2 separate regions of the Homo sapiens genome follow, and region 1 is linked to region 2. A link is a contact called in ENCODE Hi-C data. All regions are on one chromosome and are shown on one strand. The core of a region is the stretch at or near the end of the contact, and the rest is flanking DNA. Distances in the headings are between cores, read along the strand shown.

Region 1 (5,778 bases), core at 915-3,414, 210 kb after region 2:
AATATTCTTTATATAAATTTTCTTCATAACCACATATAAATTGCTCTATTGGCTGTTCCTGGAATTAAAATATTAAAAAATTATAAATAGTGGTTGCCTCTGGGGAGGTGTTGTGGGGCTGCACATGTAAACAGGGAATATTTGCCTCTCATCATCGATTGATTTTTATTATTCAACTTATTTGTTTTAAACACAGCATTTCTTTGTCTATTATAATTTTAGATATCCAATAAAAAATAAATATTATAAATCAAGTGCATGTATAATGTGTAGGTTAAAGCTTATCACTTAGAATCTCTAGAATTTCCAGTTCTTTTGCTGAAGTAACTTGTACTTCTAGAAATCACTTAGCCAAACGATAGGAGGTGAAGGTGAAACTGTTACTGATGCCCAACCTCTCTGTTGCGGACTACCAAATGAAAAGTTGTAATGAATATACCATCTCCCATTTCACCATCTTCTTGAATCATTTTGAGGCTTGGATTATTTTTGTTTCTATAAGTGGCTTGACTTTTCTGCTGGGAACTGCTGGCATGTTTGTGATGGAGTTAGGGGCACTGGCTTGTTGGGTGATTTGTTGCTGCTTAGTGACATACACGGATCGGAGGAAACAAAAACCCCAACTCTCCCACAGCTCCATTTTCCACACCTGCAGTCTCAACCGGAGTCCTTAGGTTTCGGTATATCGTTTTTGTTAATTACATCCAATCCAGACTTCAAAGGCATTGGTTGTACAAGATCATACACTGAGGATGACTTGTTATTCAAATTAACACCTAGTACAGTTCTGTGGTAAAAATAGCCTTGTTGCAAGGAAGTTTCCTTGCTTTGTAAAACCGTTTTAGATTTAATAGGATTTTTACCTATATGAACCTTCGATTATACCACCTTGTGCTGTTCTAGCCAGTATCACTTTTTATGATTAGATCAGTTTCCTTTTTCTAAGTGTTATGAGTTGAAATGTGTCCCCCCAAAATGAATATGTTGAAGTCCTAACCCCATACGACCTTATTTGGAGATAGGGTTTTTATAGAGGTAATCAAGTTAAAATGAGGTCATTAAGGTGGGACGTAATCCAATATGACAGATTTCCTTGTTAAAAATACATAATAAATAAATAAATAAACTAAACTGAGGCACACACCGGGAGAACACCGTGTGAGAGTGGAATTACACTGCTACAAGCCTGCAGGGAGCTAGGACAGATCCTTCCCGAGCTCCTTCAGAAAGAGCATGGCCCTGCGTGCACCTTGATTTTGGATTCGTAACCTCCAGAGCTGTGAGATAATAAATTTATGTTGTTCTAAGCCACCTAGTTTGAAGCTGTTTGTTATATCAGCCTAAGGACTCTGGATGGGAAATAATTGGACAAAAGTGAAAAAGACTCCAGTTCAAAATGAGCTGTGACTTTCTCCAATTCTTTCCTATACTAGGAAATGCCCCTTGTGAATTTGAATTCTGCTTTTGGTAATTTAGTCTGGAAAGAGTAACTGCTTTTTCAACTTAGGTTGTGTTTCCCCAGTATTTGTAGGAAGAAACACTACAATATCACTTCTCTCTGTGTGAACTCATCTATCCTTTAGGTTATATTTTCCACTAGGCTTTGGATGTTTTTACTCAAGTTGTTTCTTCTGCCTAGAATGACTTACCACCCTCTTTTTGCTAAACTGTGTGCCTTCCCCTCTTTCAAAACCCACTTTCAGAACTTGTCTGCAGATTCACTTCCTTATTGGTCTTTCTAGATTAAGTCTTTCAGGATAGAGTCACTCAGCAAGACTGTGAATGCTTTATATTGCCAAGTTTACACTCCTCTCCTCATAAACTATTTATTTCTCTCTGTATATTTAATATTTAGGTATATTTAAGTTTATATATTTAAGTTTCAGCACTTGAATTAATATATCTGTATATTTAAGTTTCAGCACTTGAATTAATATATCTGTATATTTAAGTTTCAGCACTTGAATTAATATATCTGTATATTTAAGTTTCAGCACTTGAATTAATATATCTGTGTATTATTTTTCTTTAAGTGGCAACATCTTTGAAGGAAAAGTTTTTTCAGTCAGCAAGTAATAACAAACGTAATAGTTACAATTGCTACATTTATGAGTACTTAGTACCTCTGCATTGTGAAACTGGGAGAAGTTTTATTTATATATATGCGTGTGTGTGTGTGTGTGTGTGTGTGTGGTGTAATAAGACACTCGTTCACAGTCACACAGCTAGGTAGTGGCAGAGCCAGGAATTCATTCCAGGCTGAATTGATTCTGAAGCCCTAGCTCTGAGACGCCTACTCAGTAAAGATGGTCCATTCACCTGACTCCAGCTAATAGGTCAAGGACTTCATCTTGCTCACAGATCTACCCCCAGGGCCTGGAATACTGTCTGGCACATGGTGGATACAGGATTCATGTTTTTGTTGCATAAACAGTCTGTAGCTCTGTCGATGTATGGCTATATTAATAGGAATAGAGGTACTCATAGGGCAAGACATGTCTTTTTAAAAATGTTAGCTCAAACCATATAAAATTGCCTATATTCAAAGTTTTTAACCTACAGAGATGGCAGTTTCATGCTGTTCAATCTTATACAATTGCCAAAAGAATTTAAAATTAATAAAAGATTCAGTCTTTTGCTGTTAGATTTGTTTTTAAAAAGTTTTTTCATGTCAGTGAGCCTCAGACTCCCATTGCAGCCCTTGGTTTCTGACAAGGACAATAAATTACTGTGTTTCTGTCATTATACAGTCTCAACACAAACATGTGTTCCTGGCATCTGTCTGACATTGCAGATGTTTTCTTTTAATAAGCAGGGTTAAAGTTCTTCTCTCATGAAAGAATTTTGCTATTCACATAAGTCGAATAATGAGACAGCCCTGGGAATGTAACCTCTCCCAGGATCCATTGTTTGTCATCTTCTCGTAAATATTTGAAGTCAACGGGCCTGATTTCTAACTCTCTTTCATTGATCTGCTCTCTGGCCCTCTGCCACCTTGGATCAAGCCACCTTTGCCACCTTGGTTTCCCCATTGATCAATCATTCTGGGGCTAGTGGATAAGTCTGTTGAAAGAGTCATAGAACTGGATTCTAGTTTTCCACCAGAACTAGTGATGTAACTTTGACCCAATTGAGCAGTCTCTGAACTGTTTCCTAAATAATAAAATGAAAATTATGTTCATCCTGCATCATCACAGGTTTATTGTCGGCATTCAAACTGTAAAATACCATTCAAATGTAACATGTTCCTGTTAGAGTTGCATTTAAACTTCAAGTCACAGAGGCAGTAAAGATTAGTCAATCCTTGGTGTATATAATGAGTTAGGTAATACTGTAATGACGGTAACACAATAGCTAACAGTCATAAAATTTTCTCTCTGACAGACACTATTCTAAAAGTTTTACTTGGATATTCTCACATAATCCTTATAGCAACCTCATAAGTTAGATATTATTCTATCTCTATTTTACAGTTGAAGAATCTGAGTCAGAGAGATTGAATAAATTACACAGTGAGGAAGTGGCAGAACCAGCCCTTTGCAGCCAAGCTTTCAGCCTGTGGTAGACACATACAATGCTCATCAAATACCCATGTGTTTCCTTTAATTTCCTGGACTCCCTTGTAATTAAACTGGGGCCTTGGAACTAGTTCTAGCCAATGGACTAGAAGTACGAGGGATGAGGGTCACTTCCAGTTTGAAGCATAGAAGAATAATTAGGACTCTTCACGCATTTTCCTTTTCCCTGTTAGAGGCCTCAGGTTGAAATGATGATGTCAACAATGAAAGCGTGGGTCACTTGGAAGCAAGCTGCTTTGGGGAGCTGCTGGGCCTGCAACAGACCTTGCATGAAAAAGGAATGTGCTTTCATGTGACCAACCACTTAGGTTTCAGGTTTGTTGGTTATTGAAGTATAGCCTGTCTTATCCTGATGACTATCCTACTTGTTGAAGTAAATATATTCATTTCTGAATCTAGAAATTATACATTGTAACTTGGAATTTGAAATCCAATATTAACAATCAGACAATTGTCCTCTAATGTGCTTCCTCCTAAAAATCTTCCTTTCAGAATTATTTTATGTAATTTGCAGCTCTCCCCTTCACTTTCTCTACCCGGCAGCCTAAGATGTACTTTCCATATATGTAATTTGTCTCCCTACCTCTTACCCACTTAATTGTGTGTGTGTGTGTGTGTGTGTGTGTGTGTGTGTGTGTAGCGTGTGGGCATTCGTGGGAGCATAGGTGGGAGAAAGGAAGAAAAGATTACTCAAAACAGTCTTTACTGCTTTCCAGATGTATAGAGATAGAGAAGGTTTAGCAAAGAATTTTTTCAACAGACTAGTGCAAAATAGATATTTAGAATTGTGTTTGGAAATTTGCTTTCCAATCTTGACACTGAAGCATTCATTGGCTGATGTATTATGATTCTTCTTTCTGCTGTGCTCTCTCAGAATTGAAGTTGGATAATAGTGTGGGTAGATATTTTCTTTCCAAGAACATTCTGGAGAAAAAAAATTGAACTAATAAAACAACAGACCCAAACAGTACTAGAAATAAATGCGGTTTTAGGGAAATGATGCTGCCGATGCCAGCCTCCCCGTCTCAATTATCTCAATCAGACAAAAATCTACTGTGCCCTGGGCTCCTCAGCAACAAAGCACTGTCTAGTTAGAAAGCAGAACAGCAACTTGTAGTGGGACAAGAACTTCGGTTTCTCCACCACACTGCAGAGGATGAACCTTCAGCCTCTGAGACATTCTAACGTGGGACAGAGCACCAGTGATGTGCCTAGGGAAGTATGTGTATGTGTGTGTACTAATATCAGTCAATGCTGGTTTTTTAAGACATCATTACTTGGTTGTATCTTCTCTGCTTTCTCTGCTGTCTTTTCAGAAATCCTACTGGATAGATGTTGTATGTCTTGAGTTGATATCTAATTTTCTTATCCTGTCTCTACTGTCCTTTCCTTTGTAAGCTTCGCATCTCACCTGAGGTTGGGAAGGGATAGTTGCCTTGATGTGTGAAATGGAAGAAAGAGACTGAGGTTCTAACTGCAATCTGTAAAGATTTTCACCCATCTCTCTCTTTTCAGCCCATGCCCCACCTCCAAACCCTGAGCTTTCAAACTGGCATTAGACCTTGCTCACTTCTGTCCGTATCTCCCCAGCAGACTCTCAGGCTGTAGCTTTCTCCATTCTGTAAAATTTGGTTTCTATTACACCTTTTACAAAAATGTGTTGATATATCATGTTTGTAATTGTCTCCTGTTCTGTGCCATTTATCCTGTAGGTTTAGAGCTTTCCTATTTGTTTTAATTTCATTTACTCTCAGTGAAGTTTCAGGGGAGAGAAGGAATAAAGACACACATATTTAATCTGTGTGTTAAATCAGAATCTCCCTGTGACATGTTTTTAAAAGTAACAGCCCTGCAAGGTATATATTAGTAGGCTCATGTTACAAAGATACTGAGTCTCAGAGAGCTTCGGTAAACTTCCTAAGCACTTACTGCTAAGGACCACAACTGGGATTCAAATCCATATGCAATTGAATCCAAAACCCCTGCTTTTCACCAGAGCAGATCTTCCTGCAGTGGCCACTAGGGCAGCGTCAGAGGACCTCCCAGGGATGGTTCTAAGGAGATGGTTCATAGCAAACGAGGTCCAGACCAACCCTTAGGTATCTTCCAACCTAGGTTGTAATAATTGGCTTTGCTTTGTTTGATAATTACAAATGATTTCCTACATGGAGTCTATAATTAGAATACTCATGGTATAAAA
Region 2 (5,670 bases), core at 2,095-4,594:
ACATATTTATCATTGGAGTTCTATATGAAAATGCCTATAGATTCAGAATCCATCTAAATTTTACAGGTCAAGTATGACAAAATAATATTGAAATTGTAAATTGGAAAATACACACACCTTTTAGAGAAGTTACCATCTACCAACTTTACCACAAATTGAGAAAAGTATCTAGTATACACAAAGACTGATATTGGGGTTACCACTTAAAGATACACCTGCCAGAAGTCCCTGAATTACTTTCTCATGATATCTCCTCCCGTGACCAAATTTTGGTGGGTGTGCTATGCTAATTAAGTACTTAGAGTATGAACTCCTCCAGCAGATCCACAGACACTTTTCACATGATGGAAATAGACATGCTTGCAGCAGGTTGCTGAAGTAAATACAGCATCAAGGTGGTGGACACGACTTGGTTGAGTTCCAAGAGCTCAGCAACAAGCTACTCACCTGGCCTTCCCAAGTGATTAGAAGACCAAATATCTTGAGGGACATCTTTAATTCTACTGGTTGGGATGCTCTGACCTATAGAAATGGAAGTAAAAGAGTAAAAAAGCAAAGTCTATACACTGCAAAGGCTTTGAGGTGGATGAATAATTATGAAGGATTTTTGCTGAATGAACTAGATAAACACAAAATCTTGAATTTAATGTAGAATTGAATTGAATTATTAAAATGGAAGCAGTGAGTGCCATAAATTCCACTTGCTAGAAATAATTGATCTTTTCTAATGAAAATGGATAATTAAATGTGGCCATATACAAGTATTTAGGTTCTTTCTTTAACAGGTTCTTTTAAAATATGCATTTACTGAGTGAGTTGCAGAGCATCCCTGCTTCTGCTTGCAGGCAATGCTCTTGCTTCCTCTGTGCTCTCAAACATTGCCATTTTCGTATTAAACTCTCAGTGCATAACTGCTGTCTCTGCTCCTGAAGTATGTCTTTCTATGAGAATTATAGACTTTAGTATTGAAAAGTGACCTTGAATATTATACAGCTCCTTGCTTCTCAAAGTCTTGTCCACATACCAGCATTATAGGCATCACTTGGAAGCTTGTTAGAAATGCAGACCCTCAGCCCCCACCCCAGAACTACTGAATCAGAATCTGCATTGTTAATGAGTCCGTAGTGATTCATACGCAATTAAAGTTTGAGACGCACTGATCTACTTAACATGCCTGGTATACATGACACTCCTCTGTGATATTTTTTAACAAGTTGTTAGGCAATTCCTGGTCTCCCAAAGCAACCCATTCTTTGGTTTGGATTGGCTGAAATGGTTACAAAGTCCTTCCTTATAATGATATTATAAAACCTTTCCTCATTACTACCTCCAGTCAAGCATGCTAATTTTGCCCTCTAGTACCACACTGACAAGTCTCAATCTCTTTTATACATGATAGCAATTCATACTTCGAAGGCAGATTGTTATATCTTGCCTAACTTTTTTCTGCTCTAGGTTAAACATCCCCAACCTTTTTAACACTTTGGCATTCTGCTTGCTCTTGTCCGGATAGGGTCTTTCAATAGAATTTTTTAAATGTGGCACCCAGAATAGAATATAGTATAGTTGGCCAACTAAAAAAAGATAATTTATTTTTCCAACTTTTTATTTTGAAATAACTTTATAGTTACAGAAAATTAAGAAAAAACAGTACACAAAACTTGTGTATACCGTTCATGCAGCTTTCCCTGGGGTTTACATCTGGTGTAACCATATTACTATTAGCTAAACCAAAACATTAACATTGATACAATATTCTTAACTCATTTATAGACCTTTATATTTTTCCAACTGTTCTATTAGTATATCTTCTTTTATGGTCCAGTATTCAATTAAGACTCCCTATTGCATTTGGTTATTATGTCTCCTCCAAACTGGGATATTTTATCTTTGTCTCTCACAACCTTAAAACTTTTGAGGAGTACTATTCAGTTATTTTATATTATGGTCCTTAATTTTGGTTTGTCTGGTGTTTTCTAATGATTAGGCTGGGATTAAACATTTGTAGGAATAAGTGATGTTATGTCATTTTCATTGACTTGTATCAGGAGGTACATGGTGTCCATATGTCTAATTACTAGTGATGTTATCTCTGATCACTTGGTTAAGATGGTATCATATCAACCAGATTTCTCCACTGTAAAGTTACTATTTGAAAAATAATATTTCGGTGTAAAAATTATTGACAAACTCATGATGCAGAGAGCCATAATGTAGTAATACTCTCCAAATTTATATTTTTGGAGAAAATGAAAATAATTTTACTTTCATAGACATTTATGTTTGTGATATTCATAACTTCTCATTCCACATGTCAGGAGATTTTTCTGTGAGATTAAGTGAAATAATCCATTTAAGATACTTAGCAGAAGGGTGAGGACAGAGAAATCGCTTAGTTTGCTACTATTATTAATGCTATTAACCTATCACTTTCCACTTAATATACTGATATATTTCCATGTCAATAACTGTTCACTGGCATAATTTATAATGGTTGCATAGCTTTCCATTAAATGTGTTAAGTATACTTCAACTTATCAAGTAACGGAAGACACTTAGAGTGTATCTATTTGTTTGGCTACTATACTTTCAGGTAAAGTTGGTTGATTAAATATATGTGTCTCCTTTCATGCCCCACTAAAACCCCTCAAAAACTACAAAGAAGGGATTTTTTTAAGGACATAAACTTATGAAATGGGGAGAACAGGAGTAGAAGCAATCACAAAAAATTATGAAAGCAAAAAAGCAACTAATTTAGCAGACCCAAGAAAATGAAATGTTAATCCAGCAGCAGGGAAAGCCAAGAACTAACCCTTTCTATGCCTCAGAATTCCCCATGACTGAGGAATTGGCAGGCACCAAATAACTTGACATTAGGATGCAAATAGGTTGGAAAATAAAAAAAGATTGCTTTAAAGTCTGTTTCAAAAGCAATCTTCCCCAGCTTCCCTCATCACTCTTTATTGCAGAAAACTATCCCTTTGTCACCCAGCAAAGAGACTGAGGGTGTTTTCCCCAGAGACATCAGGCACAGTTAAAGGTGGAGGCTTCACACCCCCGAACCAACTGTAAGAAATTGGTCACCTCGGGGTTGCTTTCTAGCAGGTGCCACTGAGGGATAAATAATAATGGACTGATCCTAACTTCCCCTTTGTTTCTCACCTCCCTCCAGTGAACACAGGGATTAATCTGCTTGTTGTTTAAAATAATATAATCCTTGAAGCTGTTGTAAACAAGTAGAGGAAAGAAGACCTTCAACAATTGTCCCTAATTATGGTTAGAAGAGGGACCAATCCTGATCCCAGTTATGACAGGCAAAAAAATTGTACAATCAGTAAAACTGAAAGAGAAAACAAAGGTACTAAAGCAGAAGTGGCCCACGGCACATTACTTTAAAAGTTCTAAGTAAGCTTCTGATACTGAAACTCAGGAAATAGCTAACAAAAATCTGGTTTTCTGGCTTCTCTTTATAAACTAGAAAATGTTAGTCTGGAAACAGTGACCCCTACAGTTCTCAGACACTGAGACAAAGTATGAATTTCTGCAATTATGTTTATCCCACCTTTTTTTTTTTTTTTCTTATAATGGAGTTCAGAAATCCTTAACTCTATAAGGGGAAAATAGCAGAGAGAATTGAGGGTTTGGAGCTTCTCTCTTATGCCTGCCTTATTCCACTCAGTTATGGTATCTGCATGTCTCCTGTGAGCATCCGTGTCTCTAGCTCTTTCCTTGGACCCTGCTGTAGACTTGTACCTCTACTGTTCAGACCTACCCACGCTGCAGCTGTAGCTGTTTACTCACAGCAAGAGAGAGAGGCTAAGACCAGCAAGCCCAGTGGGTGCCCCAACTCAAGCAAACATGTATTGGCCAGGTCTGAGTTGTTACATGCCAAGGAGAGGAGCAGGTAGCAAAAGTTTTTTCTAAGCCCATGGACTTGGGAAAGTGATGGACTTGTGGGTGGGGGAGGTGGGTAGGATAAATGGCAGCAGGGTGAGGGGGTCCGTTTAAGGCTACTCAAGTTCTTCTGACTCTCCAGTCAGAATTACTCAATCATTTAGGGTAGGGCCATACATACACATGGGGGAAATGTCAGGGTTTGGCGTTAAGAAAGCTAGGAAAGAAATAGGTATGGGAAAGTATTTCATGGGTGCAATGGTTGATGATCCAGCATCTACTTTCCTAGTGCTCTACAGCTGGAAAAGGCAGAGGCAATGGCTTTAATTTTATTTGCAAAGCTAGTTAAGAGTCGATGGAAGAACTGACACTATTTGATAAACTGTGCCCAAACTCTAGATGAACACTATTTCAAAGAGCATTAAGCACAGATATAAGAGCAGACTCAAAACAGACCACCTGGATTTGATTCTCAGCTCTGCCACTTATTAGCTGGGAACATCCAGACACATTTTGAACATGTCTTTGCTTTGGTTTCCTCATTTACGGAATGAGGGTATAATAGTAATTTACCTGTTGAAGTTATTATACATAACATACTTACAACATTGTCTGGTACAAGTAAATGATAGTTATTTTTATTGAGAAAATAGCACCCTAGTTACATAATAGTTTCTTACACAAGTTTGTCAAATTCTGGAGTAGGGAGGCATCTTGGACAGAGAGATGATTTCAAAGTGTAAAACTGACTAGCTCTGGCACTCAATTCTCACCTCTCTTTCTCCCTTTTTTCCTACTCACTAATTTTTAGTGTGTTCCCCTTCCTCTTTTTTTTCTTTCTCTCATAATTCTATACATTCCCAATTGACTTTTCCCATAAGCCCGTTGAGAGAGCCAGAGCAAGTTTTATTAACTCCAATTCACTAAAATGCAGGCAAGTGAAGTAGTTTATCCACGGCTCACAGGGTGAACTTCACACATCTGCCTTGAGAACCTGATCCTTCCTCTTGGAGCAATTTGCTTCTGATTTCTTGGTGGAGAATCAGTAGCGATGGGTTTAAGGGCTCTGGGAAGACTAGAAAGTTGCCCTCTCTAAACACATTTATTGAAAGTGGCACCTTAGAAAAAAAGGGACTATGTAAACTCAATATTATTAAGTATGATGGAAAAGTATAAAGTATGTAGAAAGCAGGCATTAGTACGTTTGACATTCAACATCAGTAGAGGTCAGATCATGAGGCACACAGAGAAAATAGTCAAAAGGGGCACTTTTTTATAATGTGATTGCTACTCCACCTTGCCCACCTCCTGGTATTAGAAACAGCCTTTCTGTGATTATGCGTATGGGTGATTGAGTAGTAACACAATGACTTCATTTCCATTTCCCAGCTTCCTGTGGGAAGGTTTGGATCCAGCCTGCAAGAGCCATGATTGTAGGAGTATAATGATAACTGATGTTTATACAGTACTTTACAATTTTCACAAGGATTTCCATCTATTGGCTTCTCACTACACCATTATTACCATTCCCACTTCACAGGCAAGTAAACTGAGTCACAGGTAAGCAAGGCTAACAGAGTTTGCATAGATAATCTCACAGAGCTAACACCAGAACTCAGGTCTGTAGTGCTTCTTCTACCTTCCACTTATGTGGAATAGTTTGATGTTTAATATTTTAAGCAGGTAAGTATTTGAGTCCTCTCTACCCCTTACCAGCACTGTTACCTGGAATAGCTCCTGAATCTTCAGCTTCCTCATGAAACAGAGGAAATAATA

Evidence for each region. A loop is a pair of places that touch in the nucleus more often than their neighbours do. Pooled maps may share reads with other maps.
Region 1: a loop to region 2 is called in a map with no recorded cell type, with 3 times the contacts of the local background. The contact joins two enhancer-like sites. A Hi-C loop is called at or near these places in 3 of 37 single-sample maps with no recorded cell type and 2 of 50 pooled maps.

The regions. Positions count from the first base shown.
Region 1 is chr5:96,646,552-96,652,329 of GRCh38, forward strand. It overlaps a transcript of CAST not described here. Among named protein-coding and RNA genes, the nearest start is that of CAST, 13 kb to the right of the region's middle. RefSeq lists an enhancer at 1,542-1,611. Within about 2 kb of position 2,165, at least 3 of the 41 ENCODE cell types and tissues checked have a DNase peak (open chromatin) inside an H3K27ac peak, as active enhancers do.
Region 2 is chr5:96,436,612-96,442,281 of GRCh38, forward strand. All of the region lies in intron 4 of LOC101929710 (a long non-coding RNA gene), which reads left to right. It also overlaps a transcript of CAST not described here and the pseudogene LOC102724070. Among named protein-coding and RNA genes, the nearest start is that of PCSK1, 6.2 kb to the left of the region's middle. Within about 2 kb of position 3,345, at least 3 of the 41 ENCODE cell types and tissues checked have a DNase peak (open chromatin) inside an H3K27ac peak, as active enhancers do.